2 separate regions of the Mus musculus genome follow, and region 1 is linked to region 2. The links are chromatin loops, found by intact Hi-C in ENCODE. Cell type or tissue: heart. All regions are shown on one strand. Each heading gives the region's core, and the rest is flanking DNA. Links, peaks and the distances in the headings are about the cores only. Region 1 has its middle 15 kb from the start of Gm32487. Region 2 has its middle 150 kb from the start of Gm46853.

The links. Peaks named below come from ENCODE experiments on the same cell type or tissue, not always from the same donor. Only the 100,000 strongest peaks of a DNase experiment are listed, where the experiment ranks them.
Region 1: it touches region 2 in a loop (2.2-fold over the local background); 3 of 42 quality-filtered maps call a loop at or near these places.

The regions. Positions count from the first base shown.
Region 1 is chr4:47,583,457-47,592,246 of GRCm38, forward strand. No RefSeq gene overlaps it. Among named protein-coding and RNA genes, the nearest start is that of Gm32487, 15 kb to the right of the region's middle. In heart, for the core only: no CTCF peak of the experiment used is centred there; a DNase peak (open chromatin) is centred at 4,005.
Region 2 is chr4:47,802,763-47,811,552 of GRCm38, forward strand. No RefSeq gene overlaps it. Among named protein-coding and RNA genes, the nearest start is that of Gm46853, 150 kb to the right of the region's middle. In heart, for the core only: a CTCF peak has its summit at 5,293; no DNase peak of the experiment used is centred there.

The DNA of each region.
Region 1 (8,790 bases), core at 492-8,491, 220 kb before region 2:
TTCATGTACTGGGTGTTTTGACTGCATACATGTCTGTGTACCTTGCATGTGCCCAAAGAAGGTGTCAGATCTCCTGGGACTGGAGTTACAGATAATATGTGGTTTCTGGGAATTGAACCTGCATCCTCTTGATGAGCAACCCATGTTCTTAACCATTGTCCTTTTCCCCGTTTGCTAAGCTCTTAAGTCCACAAGTCCTTGATCAGCTTCTCACTCTGTCAGGCATCCGTCCAGCTAGCTCCACAAATGGGTATGTGTAATGGCTGATCTTGAATGACACATCTTTGGGAGTGTCTCTGAGGATATTCCAGGAAACTGAGTGAAGAAGGGATTGGGTGCCTGGGGTCCTAGACTGAACACAGTGAAGGCAAACTAAGTGCCCATGTTCATCTCTCCCTGGTTCCTATCCACAGAAACAATGTGACCCGAAGAACCAAGCTCTTGAGCCACATGCTCCCTGCCATGATAGACCGTATTCCCAAGAGCTATGAGCCAACTGAGACCATTCCTTCCTTAAGCTGCTTCAGGTCAGGTCACAGCAAGGAGAAAAGTAACAAAGCATAGATAGATAAGGGCACCTGCAGGCAACATAGCTCTTACTCCAGAGAGAGCTCTCCCACCCGTTGAGCTAACTTAGACTACATCCTAAGAGAAAGGCCTCACTGTGAGCCCCTGCATAAGCAGAGGCCTCGAGTAGAAGCCATTCCAGGTCACTGAAGGGTGTTGCTGTTCTCAGGAACACAATGAAGGAAGGATATTTTCAAGGGAAGTAGCTCAAAATGCAAACAAGTGTTTCCTAAACTAGTGGTAAGGTAAGCCTTTCCACCCCCTAAAATTAGCAGTGTGTATGTGAGGGGAGAGTCTAATAAGCCAGCATGGCTTCAGACTCTTCCTAAACTACTAGGGTTATAGATAGAATTAGTCTAGAGCAGCAGAGGGACCTGCGAGGGCCTACTGTGTGAAAATGAGATTTTAATATTTTTCATCTCTCCTGTAGAAAGCTTTTCCTGTGGTACAGAGATGGGAAGTGCCTGGAATATATGGAGATGAGCTCCACTCTTGAACTGGAACCAGGTCAGGGATGGCTCTCATTCTTGTCAAACCTAGACTCTTTCTCCACAGGAAGGATGCCTTGGGCATCTGTATTAGGCCATTAGGCCAGGCATGTGAGTGTGTGCAATTCTTTTGCCACTGTTATCTTAGCATTGCAGTAGGGCAGCACCCCATCACCCAGGTCAGAAGAGTGCATTTTGTGGGTAGAGTATTCTAGAAGGCACAAAGAAGGTGATCTACCTCCCCAGAAGATGGTCTGCAGCCAACAGGCTCCCAAAGTTTGGTCTTTTCCAACGTACGTGCTGTAGCTGCAATCATTGAGTAGGAAAATCTTGCCTGATTCTTCACGGGACTTTTCCTTTAATTCTTGACTCTTCCCTTGTGTCTAGATATGGGGCCAACAAATTGCCAGCTCAACTTGTTTCTTCATACCTGTTGGACCTGTTGGAGCTTCATCCTGGAAATATGTTCAGCTGCTCTGTATAAACAATCTCACCAGAAGATTTATACAGTGAACAAGTCAAAATGAAATAAGCAGCCCCAAATACCCCTAAAATAACACTTTGCTGAGTAACTGTGGCTGTGAGGCTGTATCTCTGAGACCTTCTTCTTAGCAGCTTCTCAGGTATGGAACTTAAAATCAAGCATATCCGGGGGTCGGTATGACTTTGCATCTCTTGTCTTGGACCATATCTATCCAGAAACACATCAAAATTCTCTGTCTCTATTTTCCCCATTTCCCAAATGGGGATCTTTGAGATCCTTCTTAATAAATACTTAAAACATGTAACCAAACCAGCCAGCATATAAGATAAGACATCCCAAGTCTGCCAAGCTGGCTTGTCAGAGGAGTCCTTGAACATTACTTAATCCCAGGACTTTAGCTCCTGGAAGCTGGTATGTGTGTCTGGGCGTATAACTTTGAGATTATCTTGTTTTCAAGATATGGCAGCTGAGTCCTGATATGGTCACTTGTCTGACTGACTCCTCACTTTGTAAGATTGGGCATGTTCACCTGAGGATGTGGTGCTGCAGGAGACGGTGGCCCAGTCTGTTTGCAGCTCTAGAACAAGAGACTCGTTTCTTCAGCATGGTCCTCTAAGTGTCTAGGACTGAGATCAATCAGAGCAGTAAGACATAAAAGTTGAGGGAGGTCTCTATATCATTTGGGTTTTTCCTTTGTGGCAAAGAGAGCATGTTTATTTAATATTTCTGTGGAGTGATCAGAGTGGGAAGGGCTGCAGAATGACAGCTTGAGAGGGTGGTGGCAAGTCTGGGATGCTTGACTGCAGTCATGGCTTGTTGTCCTTGGATGTCCTGTATGAAGTCTGGGGCTTGTTAGCCACATGACTGGTAGGAAAGAGCATGGCTTTTTAGCTAAGAACAGAGTGGGAGGCTTCAGTAAAGGGTACTCATAAGGACCTTGGAAGCATGGAGCTCCCATCTCAATGGACACATGTGGGACCCAGGGGAGGGATTGCCATGACAGTGCTTGAGTTGTTCTGAGATGAATGGCTTTCTCTCTTATGGGTGAGAGTTATGCTCCAATGGCCCTGGACACAAGTCTTTGGAATTACTGGAGAGAAATAGAAGCCTCTAGAGAGCCTACTTGGTGACAACTGTTGTGGGAATAAATCAAGACCATTCTTGGATTACAGACCACCATAAAGGCCAGGCTGAGAAATTCTGATATCCAAGTAGTAAGCTAAGCCAAGAGCCTTTTCCTTCTGCATCTTCTCTTTTGGGGTCCTTCTCTGGGTCTTCCTGTCTGTTGGAACAGTGAGGAGCACAACTTCTACTCACTCTTCAGAAGCTAATGGGAACCATGAGTGGCTCAGATCAAAACAGAGTAGGTAAGTGGCATAGCTACTCAGCCTAAGCTTTATGCAGTGGCCTGTACCTTGCCCTCTAGTTAGGGCCTTGCCTCAGGAAAGGGACTAGTTACTTGCTACCAGTCAAGGATGAAAGCCTGGGTCCCAATGAGCTCAACCATCAGTTAGCTCAAATAATCAGAACACTCTATTCTAGTCTGGGCTGTAATTAGTTATGGAGATGGTACATATCCATCCGCCTCTGTCCATCCTTCATAGCAAGTGGCTGCTCAGGTTCAGAGCCTGGCTTCTCCAGGCACAGCTAGTTGTCTTCAGCAGGAGTGGTCCTCTGACTGAGGCAAGCAGAACCAGAATGGAAATCCGACTGCATCTCTTCTCCCCAGTGCATCAGTGGGCTGAGAGTTCAGATGACCACGGCATCAGCCTTGCCTCTTCCTACTCCACCTCCCTACCCCCACCACCATCAGGCAAGATCTCCTCAGGTCTCAGGCTCTCTATCTGGTAAATGCCTGGTTACAATAGACCTTGTTCAAATCTCACATTTGAAGGTGTCACTTGGCCACTTGATGCCTATGCCTAATGTTTTTACTAAAGGGCTTAGCATTATAATCATCCTTCTATTTAAAAATAAAAACATCAAATCAGGAACTCAAGCTTGTAGCCCTGAACTTTCCACCCATGCTCTCCCTTAGGAGAAACGGTCCCGAGGATCCCATGGAAGTAGAGGTCCAGGTCTCACCCCAGGGAAGGATTCTCCTATTTTTTGTCTTGGACAGAAGAACAGCAACAAGCACAAATTTTGTGATGTCCTTTCTCTCCCCTCAAGTAAAGTGAATGACTGAACTTCCGCTCCTGCCCACAGTTTTTGCATAAGTTTCAGCTGATTAAAGCAGGATTTGATCTTCTCTCCAGATGTTTTGATCACAGAAGGGCCACATATGTGCACACATTCCTGGATATTTTTAGAATTTTTACAGGATCCAAAGCTCTAACTGCTTTTTCACTCTGTGCTTTGTGGCCAGGCCTGGGAGATGCTCTGCCAAGGCTGCTGAGGCTGAGGCTGATGGCAAAGGGCCTGGCCCCGAGGGAGGCTTCCAAAGCTGCCTCGTTCAGTGACGTGGGACAGGAAGTTACTCTGTGGCATTCTTGGAGACTGGAAGGCTTCAATCCCTGGGGCCTCTCTAGCCACCAAGAGGAAACAAACTGATGCGTTGAAGAATTAGAGGTTACGTGGATAATTCCCAAAAGGATTCTGGCTGCCAGTTCCCTCCACACAGAACTTGCAAGATGGACATTGCTGAGTACAGTGGAATACTGGTCAGAATATCAGATGTGTTTCAGCCTGCTTACACAACTAGCTCTCTTTCTCTATTTGGTCTCAGTTTCTCCATCTGCTAAATGGGATGTATTGTACCAGTATCCCATGGATCTGAAGACTACGACCTGCAGTCAGCCTGCCTGGTTTTGAAAATAAGATGTGGTATGGCACAGCCATACCTATTTGTCTGGGCATTGCTTCTGTCGAATTGCAGCCTCAGGGTTGGTCAGTTGCAATAGAAACCAATTAGGCTGAAGACCTGGAGCAGCCATGCTCTGACCTTTTAAAGAAAAGTTTGCTGACTGACATCACCACCCTCATTATGGGGAAGATGTGGCACTGGCCATTTCAAGACAAACCAAGGTTCTTTCCTGCTAGCAATTGGGTCCCCTTTTCTTTCCTTGGGGGATAGTGAGGAAACTCTATTGTCTCCCAAAGATCTTTAGTAGGACCGAGACCCTGGCATCCATCAGAGAAACCTGCTCCTCTCCACACTGTGGATTAGCATTCTGTCTTTTCCTTCCTTATCCCCATCCCACCTTCACATATTCGTGCTGTCTGGGATGTACTCCCCCCAAACCCCACACCCTCAAAACCTTGACTCAGGAATATGCTTATGGCCATTGTGTTATTGTTAACATAATGTTATTGTTAACTTGACACAATTGAGAATCACCAGAGTACTGGGGCTCCAAGACTGCTTGTGAGGGGTTTTCTCAACTGGGTTAACTGAGTTAGAAAGACCTACTCTGAATACGGCTAGTGACATTTCCTGAGCTGGGCCTTGGAAAGAGAGAGAAGCTGAGTACTGGTGTGGACTCATCCATGCTCCCTCCTGACTGCAGTTAAAACAATCAGCTGCTTCAAGCTCCTGCTGCCTCACCATCCTCTCCATGATGAGACTTCGCACTGCAATTGTCACCTGAAACAAACTCTTGCTTTCTTATGTTGCTTTTGTCTGAGTGCTTTGTTATCTGGAGCAGAAAAAGGAGCCAAGACACTGGCCTATGACAAGACTTCAGTCTCCCTGCGTTAAGCTGCCCATGAGACCAACCATGTCTCTTTGGCATCTTTTAGGGGTAGTGGTACTTTGCATGCTAACTGTCTCGTTTCTCCGTGTTTTCCCTTGCCCAAATCACTGTGTTTTTACCATCCCAATGACATCCCTGAATTGGAGTTCTTGCCTTGGGCTTTGCTTTCTGGAGGGCCTGAGCCAAGCATGGTTTGTATTCAGTATCTCCAAGGGCTCCTTTGGCTCTAATACAACTTGTACTAAATCCCACTTATTATGTACCACATGGGGGTTGTTTTCTGAGATATACTAAAGGTCTTTTTTGGTGATAATTCAGATTAGATCAGTGGAAAATGTTATGCTAATTTGAATACTATTTATTAATAGTTATATATAGGGCCTTAAGTTGAGTCTTTCACAGACATTATTTGATTTTCACGTTTATTAGCTGTAGTCTCTTTATTTTATACAGAAGAGAGTAAAGTATAGGGAGGTAAGACACTTCCTAAATTGCACAGGTACTCAAGCCAGGAAATAAAACCAGATCTGATGGGTTCCAAAGACCAGGTTCACAATTATTATCTTAACTGTGTCTGACATCTAGAAGAAAAGAGAAATTCTAGATGTCTGTCTTCGAGTAGACATTTCACCAGTAAGGATGCATGGATGGCAAGTACGCACATGAAAAGAGGTTCAGCATCCTCAATGGAAATTAAGTTGGAGTGTTGTGCCACTACCCACGAAAACAGCAAACTTTAGAAAGACTAATCGTACCTAGTATTGGTGAGGATGTGGGGCAAGTAGAACTCTCATTGTCTGCTGGTGAAACTGTACAATGGTATCCTTACTTTGGAAAACAATGTGACAATCTTTTAAAAGGTTACATATACACTGATCACATGACACAGACATTTATTCTACAAAGATAAGGACCTGTGTACACACAGAGACTATTTTCTAAATGGCCATGGAAGCTTTATTGGTAACTATCCCAAACTGAAAATATCTACTAGCAAGAGAATGGATAAACAACTTGTCATGTAAAGGTTCACTGGAAAGCTACTAGATTATACAAAGAAATGGAACCTTGAGACATGCAATAAGACACTTGAACTTCAGGGTAGTTATATTGTGTAGCACAAGACAAATAAGATGGTGAATACCTCGTGAGTACATTTATGTAAATGTCAAGGAATAGAAAATTAGCCGATAGCAATGGAAACAGGTAGATGACTGTGGCCTGTGAAGATCATGAAGAAAGGAGGAGATAAGGGAAATACAGGAGAAAACATCACTTTAATTTGGGGGATTACAGTGAATGTAAACAAGCCAATTCTAACCCAGCTATACACTTTCAATACGTGTGCTTCACTATTAGTCAATTACATCCCAACCCATGTCCCTCAAAACAAGGATGCAGGATGTATTGGAAAATGGCTCATTATTTCCTGACTTCTAGGAGTGTTCGTCGAAGTAAAGCCAACGATATAAAAACAAGCCATTTGATATTGTCCTGGCTGACTGTCACAAATCATCGTGGATCGGGGTGGAAAGCAAATCCTCGAGCTCGGTGGGAAGGTTCTATCAGCTTTTATTTATTCATAAGCAGCATCAGGGAAAATGCCTTCTGAGGCCGTGTGTTCTTTACACTGACACAGAATGGTCCAGCCAAAAGGGGAAGGCAGGAAGGGACAGGACTTAGGAATCTGGAGACAATCTCTTCTTCCCCTTGAGCAAAGGTATCTCTGTACTGTAGAAAGGCATCTTATCATTTCATTTTCTGGACGAGGTGACTTGAGAAAAACATGAGTTCTTACATGTGCAAATGGTCGGACCTTTCCATCTTCATGCCAATCACTGCTAAGCACTTGGCAGAAATCCTCCTCTTCGATGCTTCATGGCCAGCCTGAGGTGTGTCAGAAGCCTACAGAGCCTCTTCTGGAGCTGGGGACCTCCTCACCTTTGGTTTTGCACATTGAATGACTCTCTGAGTCTCCCTTGGTCACTCAGTACTCTTTCCTATCTCCATTTCCTTCCTTCTTTGCATATGTGTGTGTATTCATGTGTAATGAGTACATGTGCCTTATGTATGTCTCCTTTATTATCATTTATTTAGTTGAGATTTAACTCTTTTTTTTTCTGATTGTGTCTTAAGAGATGATACGCAGCCTATTTCTTTATCAGGAAAGTGATAAAGCCTCCTAAACAGTCAGAACTGAAGTTGTAAAATTATAATGTAAAAATCTTTTAATGGATAAGTGTCAAGGAAATGGTGCACAGTGCCTGTTCTTTGTCATTTTGGTCCTAAATGTTGCCACTGTTACTGACTGAGACAGGACTCCTTGCTGAACCTGGAGTTTGCTGGTTCTAGCTAGTCTCGTTAGCCAGATTGCCCTGGGGATGCCAGCCTCTCTCTCTCCTTCTCTCGTTTTCCCCAAGGGTTCTGGGGAGCTGCCCTCTGGTCCTCACACTTTCAGGGTAAGTGCTTGCTCCACTGTTCAGTCTCCCCAGCCATCTTGCCTTCTTTGGTGATACAGCTGACTTCACATTCCTCCTCTACATTGTCTTCAGTTCCCCAAGGATCTTCTGTCATTGAAGGCCAGGAGTGTCCCTTCACCACATGGCCACAGAAAGACCAGTGATCACCCAATGGCTCCCACTGTTTAAAGTCTCCTCTGCACTGGGAAGAGAAGCTTGTATGCTGGGGAAGCCCAGATTGGCAGCAGAGACAGACACAAACCCAGGACATACCCTCGATGAGGCTAGAGCAGAGCTGCTTTGTGGAGGATGTAGGACAGCTACAAGGGAAGAGGAAATGTCACAGCTGGACCCAACAGGAAGGGTATTTGTCTGACATAAATGAGAGGAGAGAATTTTAGGCAGGAAGCAGAATCCTTTCTTCCTAGCAAAGAGTCATGGAGTGCATAAAGCATGTGGGTGGTTTGGGTCTGGACAAAACCCAGGGAAAGGTGAAGCTGAGGGGAAATCAGGCCCAACTTGTGGAAGAGAAGCCTGGTGCCTGCTGAGGCCTTGGCCTTCAATTTGAGATGCTGGGCAGGCTCTGAAGGGTCCCACTTTTGGAAATGATAGCCGTGGTTTGGTCATCTGGGTTGATTATCTGGGGCCTAGTTCAGGCACTCTTCAGGAATGCTTTCTCACAGACCAGACTTGACTACACTACCATCCATATTGGGGCCAGCCAATCCTGGACACTTTACAACTGCATCCCTGTCCTCTCCACTAGAGTCAGTGGTATTTTCACAGCTCTGATCACCCAAGATGTTCCTATACATCAACAAATGTCCCCGCATAATAAACAATTCCTAGGTGAGAGCCATTGTGTGGTAATTGGATTTGTTGTTATTGTTGTTGTTGAATTGTGTTTGAGGAGTGTCCTTATACACAAATGCAAAAGATGGCGTCTTTTGTATTTGCCTTTTTCCTGTTCTCCAAGGCCCCAGTGTCTGACTTCCAGCCTCCCCTTGAGCTACACTGGACATGCCCTTGACTGCCTACCTAGCCTCACTCAGCCCTAGGGCTCAAGATCTCTGCTCCTGAGGCTTCTGGCTGTGGTT
Region 2 (8,790 bases), core at 626-8,625:
TGGCAGAGATCATCAGCTCAGAGACAAAAGCAAGGGGCGAGCTAAAGTCAGGGTCTGAAGAGAGTATCCTTAGGGAATGAGCAAAGTGGGTGAAAAATATGAGGCAACATAAAGATCAAGAGTATCTGGCTAGTATAAGATGGTAATACACAAAGAACCCACAGAGTAGCAAAGCTCAAAATGACACTGGGTACCACACAGCAGGGTAACTGATAGGAGGCCCAAGCTATCCAAGCTATCTGTCAGATCCCTTGATTCTTCAGCTATGGCGTCTTTTCTTACCTCCCACTAGTGTCCTGCCTGCTCCAAGACAGGCTGGTCTCATGGAGCCAGACACACGACTTACTATTGGCTGAAAAGGAGGGCTTTCTCCAGGCTAGATGGACTGTATTTCCCCTAGCATGTAAAAGGAGGCCCCAGAGCCTAAAGGTTATGGGTCAGATCCAGACACTTCTTGGGCTGTGCTAATGTGACGCACAGAGATGCTGACAGGAAAACAACCAAGTCCATTTGTTTGACTGCCGTGATAAGTGGCTTGGATCAAGCCTGCAGCTGGACTGAGGAATTGCTTGGAAAGATGTCATTAGGGTGGCCAAGAGAAAGGAATCCACGCCTGGCAGCCAACCTACTGGCCTCTTCTAGCTAAAAATAGCCCTTGCATCCTAGTCTTCTAAAAGCAGTTTCACATCCATCACATGAAGTGGTCCATCCAACATGTCTGTGGACTGAGTACTCTCTTCACTATGTAAGGACAAGGAAATGAGACTCAGAGGACACACCCAAGGTTACTTCAGCTCACAGGACAGAATTTGGGCACAGGTAGTTTCATGATTAATCTCATTCAGCCTTAGGAAGGGGTGAGAGGCTGACACGTGTTGCCACCTGGAATAACTGAAGATGCTAGCTAACTAGTTCCATGAAGTGAATAGGATCTAAAAGGGCACATAGACTGAGATGTCACTGATATGTGATATCCAAGAGTTGTCATGGTGGTGGGAGACGCAAAGAATTGTCATGACCACAGGCTGGGAAGAGGAGAAAAAGGAGGCTTGCTTTTGGATGTGTTCAGCGTTGGAGTACAGATAATGGCAATGTTTTGGTGATGAACGATGGTAACGGGAGTATGGCAAGGGGAGAGTGCGTAAAGTTATCGAAGCATATACTTAAAACGACTAAATGATCGTCTTGTTACGTCTTCTTTAGCACAGTGAAAAATAAAACTAAGAACAAATGACTAATGGTGCTTATTTCTGAATCATAGAGAGCACTCAAAATGAAAGAAGCCCTTCGTCAATAGCTGAGAAATGAGGCCTGAGAGGAACGTGGATGGATGTGGGGTTGGATAAAGCCAGCAAGTGTCCCACGAAAGCAGAAGTATTGCTCCCTTGTCTGAGCCGCTCTGCCCTTGGGGGAGCTCTCGTGGCTAACAGCCTTTAATCTGATCCATTCGAAAAAATACCCTGGGACTCATTCTTGGCTCTCTGCTTGCCCAGCATTCACTCCCTAAAGTGAGTTACCCCCACAGCTTTGGCCATGGTGAAGTTGCCTCCCCAGCTCTGACTTCTCCTCTAACCTCAACATCTCCCCATTGGGAGACACTGAAGCACTTCAAATTCCATCAATATCAAAATCAAACAAAATTCAGTGTCTCCCCCTCAAACTTGCCCATCGTCCATAAATGTCCCCTAGGTCAGTAAATGACAAGGTTGCATGGAGTTGACCTTGAATCTTCTCTCTCCATACCAGCAATTCTATCAAATCCATTTGAAAAAAATCATCCCGTGAGCTCTCCTTAAAGTGAATAGCCCACTCTGCTCATTTTTTTTTGCCATCTATCCTTCTAGTGACCACGAAGAGATTGCCATTGGCTCTTGGGCAGGATTTTATAATAGCCTCCTGTGGTGGCTGCTCTAATGTGCTAAGCAGAGTCTCCCTTAGGATCCAGTTAGTCATTTCCCTAACTGCTGGGAGTTGGGGATGCTAAAGGCTCAAAGTCACAGCCCTCCTTGGGAATAGCCCTTGGAAAGATACTGCCTCATGTGAGGTTGCTCTTCATCCCAGATATCCACAGGAGGCAAGTCTTCATTTCACTCAAGTTTCTGTCCAAGTGTCATCTCATTACAAGGCAGTCCTTAACACTACCTCGAAAAATAGCAATCTCTTTATTCTAGCGCCTTACTTTGTCTTCTTGCCTTTTCCCTTCAGAACATTTACAGCTCTGACACGTGATTACTCATGTTCTTATTTATGGTTCTAGATTCTATAATACAAAAAGTGAGATGCTCACTCGCTCTCTCTCTCTCTCTCTCTCTCTCTCTCTCTCTCTCTCTCTCCCCTCTCCTCTCCCCTCCTCTCCTCACCTCCCTAACCCCTTTGTCATCAGAAGCTCCGTACCTCTGGCACTCAGAACATAGTCTGAGGCACTTAGTAGACAATTTTATTTACTTCTTATTGCTGCTCTAAGAAGACATTGGAATCCTAGTGGTTTAAACAACACAACACGAATTTGTCATCATATGCCATGGATGTCAGAAGTTCAAGATGAGCCTCATACAACTAAAGTCGGGGAACAGTAGGTCCCTTTGCTTAGGTGCTCTCAGGAAAACATTACGTTACCCAATCCAGGTGCAGTCATCTTTGGCTCATGGCCTCATTTTACCATCTTCAAATCTGTTACTGGACTGGAGAGATGAGAGATGGCTCAGCAGTGAAAAACACTTGCTGCTCTTCCAGAGGACCAGGGTTCAATTCCCAGTACCAACATGGCAGCTCACACCTGTCTGTAACTCCAGCTAGAAGGCTTCTGAAACCCTCATACAGGCATACATGCAAAATGTCAATGAACACAGAATTTTAAAAAAGTAAATATTAAAAAAAAATTTTTTAAACTCTGTTACACAGCATTTTCACCCTTCTCTCTGACTCTGAGAAATCTCTTGGCCTCATTCCCTACCTTTAAAAGTTTCCGAACTGTAAGCTGGGCGTGGTGGTGCACGCCTTTAATCCCAGCACTCGGGAGGCAGAGGCAGGCAGATTTCTGAGTTCGAGGCCAGCCTAGTCTACAAAGTGAGCTCCAGGACAGCCAGGGCTATACAGAGAAACCCTGTCTCGAATAAACCAAAAAAAAAAAAAAAGTTTCCGAACTTTACTGGGCCCACCCATACAATGCAGGGTAGTCGCCTACAGAGCCAGCTGATCTTCTAGCCACTTTAAGTCCATCTTGAGCTTCAGTTTTCCTTTGCTACATCACCTACGAAGAGCATATGTCCTAGGGAATAAGACATGGACATCTCTGTGATATCCTTATTCTGCCAACCATAATCTCCAATTAATATTTGATAAATATATAAGTAATTATCTAAGTTAACTCATTCAGAAATCCCTTAGAAGAATAGTTTGTTATTCTTCGATTTTAAAGATATCAGAGAGGTGGGGGATGGATCAGTCATTAAAGTGCTTGCTATGTACCCATGAAGACCTGAGTTTGATGCCCAGCAGCCATGCCAAAACAAAAAACAAAACAAACAAACACAAAAGGCCACATGTGGTCACACAGGCCTGTGACTCCCTGCTGAGGTGGTAAGACAGGAGGATCCCTGAAGACTGCTGACCAGTCAGTCAAGGCTAATTGATTAGCTCTTGGTTTAGTGAAAGACCTTTTATCAAACAAACAAACAAACAAACAAACAAGTAAGTAAGGTGAAGACCATTCAAAGAAGACACCCAATGTTGACACCCAATCTCACACATACATGTACCCCACACGCACACAACACACATGAACACATAGACACAAAATAAGTAAATAAATGTAAAGAGATGGAGTTTTTAAAGCTAAGCCACTTGTCAGATTCACCTGGGCTATAAAAGAGTTGATGAAACTTAAATCAGACAGGTTGGCCCGAGTCAGTGTCTGGCCACGCCCATTCGCTCTATTTTCCTATAGCTCACAAGTCTGTCTCCTTTGTGAGTTTCAGAGTTCCAGAGTACAGAAGCCACAATTGTACTGTGCAGTCCCCAAGCCTAGTCCAGGACATGGCAAATAGAAAAATAAAATGATAGCATTAATTGTAAGGATTCACCTCATACTTGACTTGAGCCACATGTCCTTATAATACTTCCTGTCCCTCAAAACCCCAAGTTGTGTAAACCTCGGTGGCTACAATGTTAGCCCTAATAGTCAAGTTCTGTACTAAAATGTGCAGTTTGAGTCATTCTAAGCTGGAGATAGTTTAACACATCATCGGAGTGGATTTATTTCTGTCTTCTGGTTTGAATCCAGAATCCCCAGTCATTATCAATCATCCCGTCTAATGAATGAACACTCACTGTGAATAGATTGATCCACTCTAGATTAAGACTTCGACTTGACAAACTAGAAAGTTGTGACTTACAAATGCAGAGACCTTCATTTTTCAAGGCATTCTCATATATACATTTAATTCTCGGAACAGAATCACATGTAGAGAAGAACAAGTTATTTCTCTCACGTTATGACAGGAAATGTTAGACTCAGAAAACATGAACAGCTTGCCTAAGGTCACCCAGGGAGGTCTGCAGTCCAGATTTCCTGACTTCTGCTTACACACTCTTCAACTGCGCCGAGCTGCCAAGTAGAACAGTCTATGCCTTTTAAAGGGGATGGTCCATATAGTGCACATGCGCGTGCAAGGCACACACACACACACACACACACACACACACACACACTGATGCAAGGGGACCCTGCCAGCTCCTCCAGTCTGTCTCACCTTTTCTTTCAGTTCACCCAGTTCTCCCAGTTATAAGGTTTACCATTTCTCAGTAAACACAATGAAAAAAAAAAAAAAAAGCTCTAGGAATTAAATTCATCCCATGCAGTGAAAAGAAAACTGGGGGGTGTGGGGGAGTACAGGAAGGGAGGAGGGATAGAAGGTAATTGGCATTAAACTGTACTTTTTTTAATTTGCCATGGAAAAAAATATTTTCACTGACTATAAATTCTGAAACACGAAGGATTAAGAACGGTAATTAACAGGTTTGGGAGAGACCTGTTCTGTTTTTCTTTTTATCAGCTTTTCTAAGGATCTTTCTTATTCCCACTGTGCTTAGAAAAAGATGGAAGAGAGCTCAGACTCTGGGGTAAAGAGAGAAAGAATTGCTGGGCTAACCTCTTAGATCTGTGTGCTTCTTTGTATGACAATGAGGACATGGAGAGAAAAGAATGGTCTCTACTTTATCCACCCTCTGCTGGCTGAGAGGTCCTCTGACTAGCGAGCAGAGCACTCACTGCCTGCAGCTCACCTCTCCCTTCTCCCCTGCCAGATGGCGCTCTTAGAAAAGGACTCTATGCCCCCGCCCCCCAGCACTTGTCCCTGATTTTGGGGACAGGAGCTGCCACAGGAAAAGTATCTAATTCTGCTTTCACATGCTCATGTGGTCAGCAGCTCCAATACAGAAATCAATCTGGGCCATCTTTTTACTACACAGCTTGAATGCAACCATGCAGGCAAGGAAGCCCACCTATTGGAGTCCATGAGGGCTCTTCTGAGTCACTGCTCGGCTGCACTTCTCCTGAATTCTGCCAAATGTCCTCCAAGCTTTAGTGTCTAAGAGGAAGCAAATCATATGCCCCATCCATACAGCATCTTAAGCCAGGGAGAACTTTCCAAATCACAGATTCCTTCCCTTCAACTCTGTTTTCCAAATGGCCACCAAAGCAAAGTTTCTAAAATATACATTCATGTACTCCATGCAGACAGATTCAGTTGGTGTGAGATGCCAGGCTCTTGCCTGTGGATGGCGAATGCCTGGAGATCAAGGCAGGAAGCACCTGTCTTGGCTTGGATGCAGATGTTAGAATAAGCCAACAGTTAGTGTTTCTCACATGCAAGCAATCCTAACAAACATGAATCGAAACAGGTTTAAGAGTGATGAAAGGCAGAAAGTGGCTTGGGTGTGGTGATCTATATAGGTGATAAGTCACCATGGGGACAAGAAAGAAAAATTGACTAGGATAAGAGCTTTCCAGTCAATTGAAAGAGAACACTTGGCAAGTAAAACAGGCTTAGGTGTTAGAAGAGCATGAAGAAGTCCAGGAGGCTGATGTAGTGAGAAGAGCTAGGGAAATGATTCTGTAGGTAAAGTGTTTGCCACACAAGAATGAGGAGCAGAATTTGTAGCCCCAGAACCCATATACAAATCTGGGTGCTTCCTTAAATGTGTCTACACACACCCATAAGAAGAATCAAAATGGAGTTATCCTATTCTGTGATAGCTTGGCCCCTGTTAGACACCAGAGGCTAACAAAAGCCAGGAGTGGCTTACTTCTTATGGAGTTGTCATCTAGAGGGGTCCCAAAGATCCCTAAATAGTAAGGCTGCTTTTGTTGTCAGTTACCCAACAGAACTTGGCAATAAGATTATATTGCTGATGACACCGCACACTTGAGTCATAGGACACTGAGAAATCAAGCTGGTAGTAACTTGGAAACTTCATCCCCACCGGCTGGCTTTTGTAACACTGGAAATGCTATTCATGTTCCTGGAGGAGAAAAGTAATAAGCAATCTTGTTCATCTGTGAACTTTATGATCTACAATAACAACCAACTTGACAAGGAACATCCACTGCTCTAGTGGCACAAATGTCATGGGAGCATATATATTGGATTTAAGGCCCATTCTATAAGATGAAATCCATATGTAACACACCACTACTGGGCCAAGAGCCAATGAGTAGACAGATCATAGTCTCTATGAGTGAAGCTACTACTATTATTTCTCTAAGTGGACATCCTCTAACAACCTATTGATTACAGCCACAGATGAAGGTATCTCTAACCCCACACAGAGAGGCTTGTTTGCTGTAGATGACAATTAACAGAGCAACTCTGCCAGGAGAAACTGACAGCCACTCCATGAGACAATGGCAGCAGAACTGGACATAGAAACTCTAATGTGGTTGTTCCTGGGAAGAGAATGTCTCCATCACTATCTCCATCTGATCCACTACAAGCTGACATCTCTTCTTAATAACTTCCTCCTCACATGTGCAGATCCTTGGCTACATGTAGAATCTCCATTCAATTGCGTCTATGGATTATATAGCTACCTCATCTCCCAATGTATTTCTCCTCCTTCAGTCACTAGCTTGCTTGTTAGAAGCCCACTGGTTTTAGAGGAAGGTGATCCTGACTTTGACCTGAGGATAGTTCTTTGTGATTCGACCTAAGGCAGCAAACAGAGCCAGTTACAGTTTCTGAAATAAGCATGCGGTATAAGTCACTCGGTGACATGAAGACAATTCCTGCAAATGGACCACCTTAGTCCCGCAGTGCAGCTTCCAGAAGCTCTTCTCTCTCTACTTCTTGACCGAAGCCTTGTCCTCGGAGAAGATCAGAGCCCTAACAGGAGAGTCAGCCATCTTTTGGCTGAGGCACCATCACAGAATCAGGTCAGCACTGCACAAGGCAGATGAGAAAGACAGAAGATGGACTTCAAGAATAGATGTAGAAAAAAAGAAATAAGTCAGTAATGACATCTGAACAATTTCTGGACTTTTCTGTCCTCACACTCAATATATTCCTCTAAGGTTTAATCAGATTTGAGCCATATTTGGTTAATGACAATAAAATGTACTATAGATGATTAAGACATCAACCAATCTCTCTCAGGATGTGAGTTCCCGACTCGCCAGCAAGAACGACGCCACAATAGGATCCTTCTGCACACGTTTATTGGGAGAGCATTGACTGCATAGGCGAAAGACCCTGAGCCCAGAAATGGTGCTGCTTATATAGGCCTAGGAGTGATGTGTCCATACCTGATTGGTTATGCTACCAGTACCTCATTAATATGTGTCGGGCCAGGCAGTGACTCAGCAAAAAAACTCTTCTGCACATGCGCACATTGGTTGTTTACCCATAATCATGGGCCAGTGGTAGCCAATGCCATCTTGTAATGGCACATGTGGCTTCCCACATCAGGACGCATCCCCCAGAATCCCCTGTATTCAGACACACCAAGTCATTCACCTTTGATCTCCAAGAACTCAGTGAAGACTGTTCCCTCTTACTGAATGCCCTTTCTTCCAGTTTTCCTCCCTCCCTCCTTCCTTTCTTTTTCCTTTCCTTCTTTCTCTCACTCCTTCCTTTTCTTGCTCCCCACTCCCACCTTATTTCCCTTCTTTGCTATGAGACCGCTTTCTACTGATCTGTAAAACACATCTGGAATTCCCCTTCCTGAAATCCCTCTGGATCCTTTTGAACTTGCCCTATTACTACATGCATCATTGTCTGGCCTGCATTACACTAACTCTGAAAGGCATATGTCCCTTGCCTTACATCCTAAACCCTCTGAGAGGCAACATGTTCTTTGTTCTATATGTGCTTTGCAGTCTTGTGTCACTTTTATATTCAAGTTTGTTAATTCTCCAATAATTCCCCCAAAACATGTTGCCTGTAGCAATTTCCAACATTGTACTCCTGTAATCTTATGTACCCAGATGTTTTATTCAAAAATAGTCAACACACAAAGACCAAAATGGTCCATGATAACAGCTGCTCCTAGAACCACCCAGTTCTTCTAGCTCACCTCCTATGTCATGTCATGAAGTAGAGAGCATACATAAGGAAAGGAAGATGTGGGAAATTAATGGGGAGCACATCTTGGGGCTCAGGTTTCTTTACTCTTGAGTAGGGCTTTCTCAGGGAGAGTTGAACACAATCAGGATGGCTCTTATCTTTGCTGGTTTTTTGTTTGGTTGGTTGGTTGATTGGTTGATTGTTTTTTTTTGTTTGTTTGTTTGTTTGT